2 separate regions of the Mus musculus genome follow, and region 1 is linked to region 2. The links are chromatin contacts, found by Hi-C or POLR2A ChIA-PET in ENCODE. All regions are on one chromosome and are shown on one strand. Each heading gives the region's core, a stretch centred on a gene start or an enhancer-like site at or near the end of the contact. The rest is flanking DNA. Distances are from core to core; before and after follow the strand shown. Region 1 holds the start of Mrtfb (myocardin related transcription factor B). Region 2 holds the start of Ercc4 (excision repair cross-complementing rodent repair deficiency, complementation group 4).

Region 1 (4,800 bases), core at 1,612-4,111, 150 kb before region 2:
AGAAAGCCTCAACTGAGTTTAGCTTGTGAACAAGCCTGGGCTGCATTTTCTTGACTGCTGACTGCTGTGGGAGGCCCAGCCCACTGTAGGCGGTGCCACCCCTAGGCAGGTGGTCCTGGGCTCTGAAAGAAAGCAGGATGAACAAGCTAGTAGTGTTCCTTCCTTCAAGGCCTCTCCACCAGCTCTTCTTCCAGGTTCCTGCCCTGAGTACCTACGCTGACTTTCTAAAATGATGGACTGATAGGGAAGTGTAAGCAAAAACAGACCTCTTCTTCCCAAGTTTCTTTTGGTCATGTGTTTACCATGGCAGAAAATCCTAACTAGAATAATGATTAATAAAAACAACCAAAACAATTGGCCTTTTTTTTACCCTGGAACTGGATAGTGTTTGCCTAATGCAATAAAAATGAATTACTTTCACTTAGATGAATTGTTCAACTTTACAAGGGTTCATTGTATCTATGTCTAGACAACTTTAAATGTGGCATCCTATTTTCATAAGTCTTTACTTAGATGTTAATTTCCATAGTGCCTTTCTAAAGTAATAAGCAATACAGAATAAATGTTCTATAGCAAGAAGCAACTTATATTTAAAGAAAAAAAGGCAAAAATAAACTTTTTCAGATTTAAACAATTTGGAATTTACTGCTGTAGCTACAAATGGACTGAGCTGAACTTTTCTTGATTTTTTTTCCCCTTCCATGGAGAAGTTTCCAATGAAGACAAGCTTGTTTGTGAGCCAACCCCTAGAACTGCTTAGATAGGTAATTTTAGTTTTCACTTTTGAGCACATCTGTATTCTCCAAATGCACTACTATCCCTAAGTAGAAAAGGCTCCGGGGCTACACTGGTACTCAAGGACACTCCCAACAGCCCATCACCATCCTGGCTTCCAACTCCACTCTCACCTCATGCCAGTCAGCAGTTCAAGTGTGACCAACATTTCCAACAAGGATTCCCCCAAAAGAGAAACAACTGCAGATGAACAGGTACTAACCTGGCTCCTGAGAGCCAGAGATGATGATCCATGAAAGAGTCCCTAGCCAGAGGCTGTCTTTTTATGTATCAGACTCACAGAGAGAATTTTATTTTTACTTCCCAGTGAAAAGTGTGTATTAGATTCTGCTGTTATAATTAGCTAGATAGTGGAGCGTGTGCTTTATATAGTGGTTCTCAAGAGGGCAGAACTGTCCCCATAGCACATTGTTAGTTACTGAAGAGACTCCTAGACGGCAGCGGAAAGCATCTGCAGTGTTTCCAGCCCTGGACCGAGAGCCATCTAACACATGAGTGGTGGAGGTGATAATGAAGGCTACCCTGGCCCACTATAGATTAACATACTTTAGGATTCAATATTGAACCATGTGGCAAGTCATTCTCGAAAACACCCACCACCCTGCCCCAATTATGTAGTCCAACAAGGTGAAGGAAAGGGAACTGTGTGAACTTCCACAGCACATTACACCTGCATCTACTAGACACACATGGAGCATACTGCCAAGTGCAACAATTTCAATCTTCTATTTCCTTATTACTAACAATAAGCATGAGGGATTTTGTGTACTCCATTAAATGTAGAGAACTCGGGCTTTGTATTGGTTACAATGTAGCCTGGAATACAGCATCCCTGGAGGGCTGTATTATCTGAGCCTAACCAGAGACAGGCTGTGATTTATCTTGCACGCTGTCAGTCAGCCTACATTGTTTTTCTCATTAGCATCAATTACCCCAAGTAACACGGTTTTATCTCAGGTCCCAATCTTTGTTCCTGACTTTGAGACTCACTGTCCCACAAGTGCATGCGTACATACGTGAGTGTGTGTCTCCAAACATACTCACTAGCCGCAGGGTCCGTGATATTACGTCCTACCTAGCTGGGTGTCTGGGCTGCACTAACGCCATAGCACGTATTTCTTCTTCACATCTAAAGGAGAGCACTCTACTGACCTTGGATCACGTATAGGAAGATATAGTATGAACTTCGTGTCAGGGTGGCAAACATTTGCCACAGAACCAAAAGTTAGGAACTTCACAACCGCTCATCCTAAGAGTGCGATCTCAAGCTTCAGAAAAGAATCAAACTTTTCAAAGTTTCTTTGCCTGAGGCAAACCTTGAGCTATCCTCGTGGCCTGAGACCCTACACCCGCCGCACCCCTCGTCACTGTCACACCGCGTCTGCTCATACACAGGGCCAAAGGGTAGCTTCTGAACACTGAGAACTAGGCAAAGTTTCAGGGACAGAACAAAAGCGGTGGAAAACTTTCTCCCTGGAAACCCGGAACGCTGCGTGCGTGCAATTTCGGGAGGGCTTGCAGACACACCCTCTGCAGCCCCGCGGGGACCCCAGGGGAAGAGCCGCGAGCAGGGCTGGGGAGGAGGATGGAAGGTGAGTCCGGGGCGTGGGCCGTCCCCATCCCACCACGTCCCCGTCGAGTGGCTCCGGCCAAGGCGCTGCTGCACCTCACTGCAGTTCCAGCGTGGGAGCGCGCAAGCGAAGCGCCTGGTACCAACTCCAGGCTGCCCGGGAAGATCGGGCCGCGGCCGCACACAGGGGACCCCCGACGAGGGAAGCCCGGACCCGGTAGCCCCGAGACCGCGGCCGCCCCGCCCCGCCCCGCCCCGCGCGAGTCCCGGGACAGCGCGCACCCGGAGGCGCCGCAGCAACCTCGAGGGGCCACCGAGGACGCGGGCCTTCCGTCCGTCCCTCTCCCGGGGCCCGGCCTCGCCCTCCGCAGCTCTCCCCTGCCTCAGTCCCAACGGCCGCCTCGCACCCGCTCGCCGCTCACCTCCCCGGCCGCTGCCGCCGCCGCCGCCACCGCTGCCGCAGCTACCACCGGATCTCGCGAGACTTCGCTCCGCCCCCGTGCTTACCCTCCTCCCGTCTGAAGGCACGGAGCCCGTCCTGGAAGCTCCAGGTAGCGCCGAGCCGACTCCCGGAGGTTTACACCCTGCTTCCCTTCTCCCACCCGGCATCCGCCCTCGCCCCTGACCCGGAAAAGTTAAAACCCAGGTGCGAGGCCGCCCGCTCCCGCCGCGCTCTCACCTGGCTGCCCCGGGGCGCATGCGCAGCTGGGCTGCGGAGCTGGGAGCTCTTTGGTTGCTGCCTAAGCTCTGGCTGCTCCCAGTCAGATAGATGGTCAGTCAGTGCCGGCTACCCTAGCAAGCAAACAGCTCATGCTGCCTCACTAAGTGCATTCTTGCCGCCTCCCCATTCCAGAAGGAGGTTGCAGCGGACGAGCAGACCGGCCTGTGGAGTCGGTGCGTTTCTGATGCCACACCCGCACCTGTAGGAACCCCTCCTCTTGAGCCCTGCCTCACTCTCCACCCCTCTGTAGTTCTTCCGAGTGGAAGAAGTGACCCCAATAGGGGGTCTGTTGCAACCCATCTTAATGCAACTAGACAAGAGAACGCTTTTCACACTTTCTCCAACTCTGTAGAGCCCTAAAAGCAAAATATGTTCGAAAACAGTGGGAGAACCCAGGATAGAATGGTTCATGGACATAGAGCCAGGGCATTCGTGGAGTTAGGTCAGCTGTTCGGGGCCACAGGGGGTCGCATATCAGATTCTGTGTATCATTTACATTGATTCATAACAGCAAAATAACTTTATGGTTGGGGGATCACCACAACATGAGGAACTGTATTAAAGGGTCCCAGCATTAGGAAGGCTGAGAACCACTGCATTACGGTGTGACTTCTTCCCAAAAGAAAACTTAAGAGTAATTGCTTCTAAGGAAGAGAGGCTGGCATAGTGAGATGCACTAAAGTGGGTACCCATAACCTCGTGCCTTAGAGTTTTACTGCTGTAAACAGAAAATTGCCATGACCAAGGCAACTCTTATAAGGACATTTAATTGGGGCTGGCTTACGGGTTCAGAGGTTAAGTCCGTTATCATTAAGGCAGGAACATGGCAGCAACCAGGCAGATATGGTACAGAAAGAGTTGAGAGTTCTACAGCTTCATCTGAAGGCTGCTAGGAGAAGAATGGCTTCCAGGCAGCTAGGGTGAGAGCCTTAAAGCCCATGCCCACAGTGACACACCTACTCCAACAAGGCCACATCTTCTAATAGTGCCACTCCCTGGGCAGAGCATATACGAACCATCACACTTCCGAAGCCTGCAATAAAGAAAATACCCATATGGTCTTAGTAACACAGTATTTGAATTTGCATGACTCTAGGGCCTGGCACTGCCTTGTGACAAGGTCTTTGTCTTAGTTTGAGTTTCTATTGCTGTGAAGAGACATTATGACAACTCTTATAAAGGAAAACATTTAATTGGAGCTGGCTTACAGTTCAGAGGTTTAGTATAGTATAGTCATGATGGGAAACATGGCAAAGTGTGGGAAGACATGGTATTGGAGAGGCAGCTGAGAGTTCTACATCTGGATTTTCAGGCAGCAGGAAGAGAGATTGAGCCACTGAGCGTGGCTTGAGCTTTTCAAAACTCATAGCCCACCTCAGTGACACACTTCCTCCAAGGCCACAGCTCCTAATAGTGCCATACCCTGTGGGCCTATGGGGGCCATTTTTATTCAGTCTTGTTTTGTATATTCCTGTGAGCTGGCCCCTCTGTGACAGCTTCTGCAGAATCAAGAGCCTGGAAGGTTCTATCTCATCCCTGAAAACTGCACTGAGGCCTGCTAAGCTAACCCATCCTGATGATCTCATAGTGTCAACAAATGTGGGTCCAGACCTTCCTTACCTGTGCTGCCTGGAAACCACTCCTCTTACAGAGACCGAACATATAGATGTTGAACGTGATGATGTAGCCCAATAAAATGGGGTGTGGATGAAGA
Region 2 (4,250 bases), core at 1,032-3,531:
CAGCTTAGCTACAATACTGAGTAACAAAAGCAGAACGTTTAGCAGAGGAGACAGACAAAAATAAAAATGTTCACATTGTAGATAAGAAAGATTTCAAATTCTTACCAGTTATTAAATCTGAAGGTATTCTACCTGTCAAGAAATCAACCACGAGTATTCGGCTTGTTGCAAATATAATACCACCCTGCGTGTAGACTTCATAGCGACTGTTACTTGCGATTTCATTTGTCACTCGTCGAGGGAGATGTTCAACTCCTTCTATCTTCAACTGATTGATAAAATATTCCTAAATCAAATTAAACTCATTAGTAAGCTGCTTAGTACAGGGCAGGGAAGTTTTAAAATAGGCTATAGGGATTTAAAATGATGTCTCCATTCTCAGAGCTTATGAACATCACAGCAAACATGCAAACTAAGTTATTCTTTTATACCCATCAGTCAATCAGGTCACTTTAATTAAGGTTTTGTTTTGTAAGGTTAAGTTGTGCTTTGGAGTTTATATTAAGAAATAATTGTGCTCCAGTCATTATTTCCATTTCAACACCAAGCCACAGAACCTTTTAAAACTTTGGGTTAAAAGTTTTCTACTCTTCCGAAGATCCTGAGTTCAAATCCCAGCAACCACATGGTGGCTCACAACCATCCATAATGAGATCTGACTCCCTCTTCTGGAATGTCTGAAGACAGCTACAATGTACTTACATATAATAAATAAATAAATTATTAAAAAAAATCTTTAAAAAAAGTTTTCTACTACCTAGAAACTACTTCCAGCCAAAGTCGGGTTTTGAGACAAGGGATTCCTCTCTGCAGACAACACTTTAGACTGTTAGATCAGTATTGATACTTCCTAGAGAGATGCCAGAATGTCCATAGGTCCAATGGCCCATTAGTCTCTCAGTCTAATGCCACTTTTCTGGGCATCTTACATTGCACAAAGTACCATGCCAAGCACTGTAGATTCCTGGGGAATCCAACAGGGCCTCAGCCTTTAAAGGAGTTGTTAGTGACTCTTCTCAGCTGACATTTTCTTCCTGGCCACTACACCTAGGGGATCATCAGATTCATCATGCTAGGCTATGTCCACATCTCTCAACATCCGCAGCAAGGCATGTCTCATTCCACTGTCCTCAGGATCACCTGTTCTCTGTAACCCAGATTGATCGCTCCCTTAGCTTTAACTTCTGCACCCCCACCCCCATTTCCCTAATCCCTCTTCTTTTGTTAAGTCTCAAGGTCTCCTTTTCTACTAGAAAGTAATAACTCTCAGAGACCCTATCATCCTCGTCATTGTCCTTTTAGGGACCACACTCTGTCCTCCAAACACCCTTATATCCAACTTCAAACTCAAACACTATTCCTACCCAGATTCTGATACCGTCTCTCCTTTGCAGTGCAATTCAATCCACTACTCTACCTCAATGTGTAGCCTACTCGCCCCTCTCCTTTTCAGTGTTAAGGAGTGTGTGGGACCCGTATTCTCAGTGTCCTCAAACTGTGTCTGGGCCCTGTATTCAATGCTCTCCCATGTCAATAGAGGAACCCAAGACTTTCTTGGGATGCATTCTATACTTGGCAGTCATCCCGCAGTGTCAGAGTCCAGGATCTCCTTCCAGGACCCTCACTCAATGCCCTCCCTTGTCGTGGCAGCCACTTCAATTTCCCTGGGGTTCCCTTCCCTCCTTCGCAGCGACTTGGAACTGTGTAGGTGCCCCGCATCTCCCCCCTGGGATCTTAATTCATTCCCTTTCGTGCCCTGTTTAAGATCTGCATGGGCTCGGAGTCCCTGCAACCGTACAGCTCCGCGTTCCTACCGCGCCGATCTCGCATCGGATGTCCCCCAAACCCTTGGGTCTACCCATCCCGCAGTCGCACCTCCTCGGCCGGCTGCGTGTTGAGCACCAGCACCAGGCAGGCCGGGTGGCAGTGAAGCCGCAGGAAATGGTAGAGGAGCCGGTCGGTGCCGAGTCCGCGGGCACACACCACCAGCCCGTCGCTGTCGAGCAGTTCCAGCACCTGCTGCCTCTCGTACTCCAACAGCGGCGCCATACTCCGCCGTTCGCCCGACAGGCCTGGCTCCATGGGCGCCCTTCCGGGACCGCGGCCGCACGCTGACGGAAAGAGCCGAGTCCAGCCGAACGCTGGCCGAACGCAGGGAGAGACGCCAGGGCCGAAGGAGCGCAGAACAGATGTAACTGCAATGGCCGACTGAGAGAGGCCGGATGTAGCCGAAGGGAGCCGAGTTCAAGAGAGCCAACCGATTGTAGCCGAAAAGGAATCGAGGCGGGGACAAGTGTGGCCGGAATGTGCCCGAGCCCAGGGCAGGTCTACCCGAACTCAGCCGAGAGGCGCAGAAAGCGTTAGCGCGCGTGCGCGCGCGTGTGTTTAGGTTCCCCATCCTTTGGCTCTCTAGACCTAGGCATAAACTAACAAAATGCAAACAGAGAAGTCTAATCCGCGTAATCCTCCAATACCGACAGTTCAGAATGTTGCTGTCAGTATTCCAAGTGCATCCAGAATCGACATCGTTTTCCTAGTGTGAGGGTTTTGTCTCTACTTTTGCAAGTATTCCTCCCCCTCCCCGCCTTGAAAATTTTTAATAAGCACAATACCTTATGAGTTTCAGTCTCTTGTTTGCAAAGGTCTTGAACTCAGTAAGTTATTTTACAAAGCCTCCATCAGGTGCCAGTTGCAGCCGCGTTCCTTCCACTAGAGGGACATCTTGGGTCGTGTTTGTAACTACCTAAAAAAACCTCCAGGTAAGCAATCTAGGAGGCATTCTCTCTCAGAATTCTCCATTCCCCTTTATTTTCAGCCCATACGAAATACAAATGAAGGCAAAATAGGATTGTTCCATTACTCAGGAATAACCATGGTTAACAACATACTTTTGCGTGCCCCCTACCCTCTGCCGCTGCTCAGTTTGTGCGGCTGCTTGCCTGCTTAATTATATGAAATAATAAACAACCAAGATTCGAAACCAGATTTTTGGTTTCTCCAGGTGGGACAGGCTATCTCACTTGTTGAAGTAAATTCAAGGCCAGCCTGAGCTAGAGATGGAGACCTCCAGCACAAATATAAAGGGTGTTAGGATGTAACTTAGTGGTAGATCCTGAGTTCCGTCACAAATTTTCCCTAAATCTCTGTCCTTTATGTGGCTGGGTTTTCTGTAATGTGGAGGCATATACTTGTCTAGTTACTGGAGAACGTTTAGTTGGCTCCCACTCCTCCCACCAGCACGCAACATAGCATTTCACTAGCTTAGTTCATACAGAAGTTCACTCAAACCCTCAAGGTACGTTTCTCGAATGGACGATTAGTGGGAGAAAAAGGACACATTTATTTGAGTTTGCTCGACCTTCATTACATTGCCTTCCCGTTTACCAATCTCCCTTCACATCAGCCGCTGCAAGTGGATTTGTTTTCTCTCTCTCCTCTGCTTCTTCCAGCGTTTTCCTTCTGTCTAGTCACAGTTAAAAGAGCATCTAATAATTTCTGCATCTTCCTGAAGTGGACAGAGATGCCTGCAGACGCTTTCCGCGCAGCATGTCTGGGAGCCAGGAGATAATGCCTGCAGTTCAACAAGCCGGTTATATAATCAGGCAAGGCCACAGAGCTGGATGGTATGTTTCTTAGCGTTGGTTCAGGGTACAGTAAGTAGTTACTCAGCACACATTCAGAGGTGGGTGTGTGGGTGTGTGGGTGATTCCTCCCAGGTTGTGGCAGGCAGAATAATGCAACCCAAAGATTGAATTCCCAGAACCTATTATTTTTCATGGCAAAGGAGACTTCACAGATGTCATTGAGCTAAACTCTTGAGATGGAGAAATGATATTGACTTATCCAGGTATGCCCAATATAATCATAAAGATGTGCTTAGGGGCAAAGGAGAGGCAGGGGACTTAGCTTCAAAGGGGACTGTGAAGGAGAAACTAAGGTCAGAATGAGGTAGAAAGTGCCAGGAACAGAGCGTTGAGGAGCTGAGGAACTCCTGCGTTCTCCCTTGGGAAGCCAAGACGTATCCCAGCCACCCCCAACAACCCACTGTTGGGGGACGTTGCATTTTTGTTATTTTAAACCTCTGTGTTTATGGTGCTTTGTTGCAGCAATAATGGGAAAGGGATGTACACGCTTTTCTTATTTTGACCACACTGAACTTTGAAGATGAAGTTCTCCGCTTATCCAAACAAACAAACAAGCAAGCAAATGAATAAAACTGCAGATAGGACCGTTCGAGGGAGAGGTTATTT

What was found. A loop is a pair of places that touch in the nucleus more often than their neighbours do. ChIA-PET counts read pairs that join two places held with the same protein, here RNA polymerase II (POLR2A).
Region 1: a map of T-helper 17 cell shows a loop between it and region 2 (2.3-fold over the local background). The contact joins the promoter of Mrtfb here to the promoter of Ercc4 in region 2. A Hi-C loop is called at or near these places in 1 of 37 maps with a recorded cell type or tissue (T-helper 17 cell). POLR2A ChIA-PET finds 5 or more read pairs at or near these places in 2 of 5 experiments (both embryonic stem cell).

What each region holds. Positions count from the first base shown.
Region 1 is chr16:13,254,542-13,259,341 of GRCm38, reverse strand. It overlaps Mrtfb (myocardin related transcription factor B), which reads right to left and starts at 2,861. Exons shown (of 17, transcript NM_001122667.2): 1 at 2,788-2,861.
Region 2 is chr16:13,107,767-13,112,016 of GRCm38, reverse strand. It overlaps Ercc4 (excision repair cross-complementing rodent repair deficiency, complementation group 4), which reads right to left and starts at 2,281. Exons shown (of 11, transcript NM_015769.2): 1 at 1,876-2,281; 2 at 106-286. The coding sequence starts at 2,082.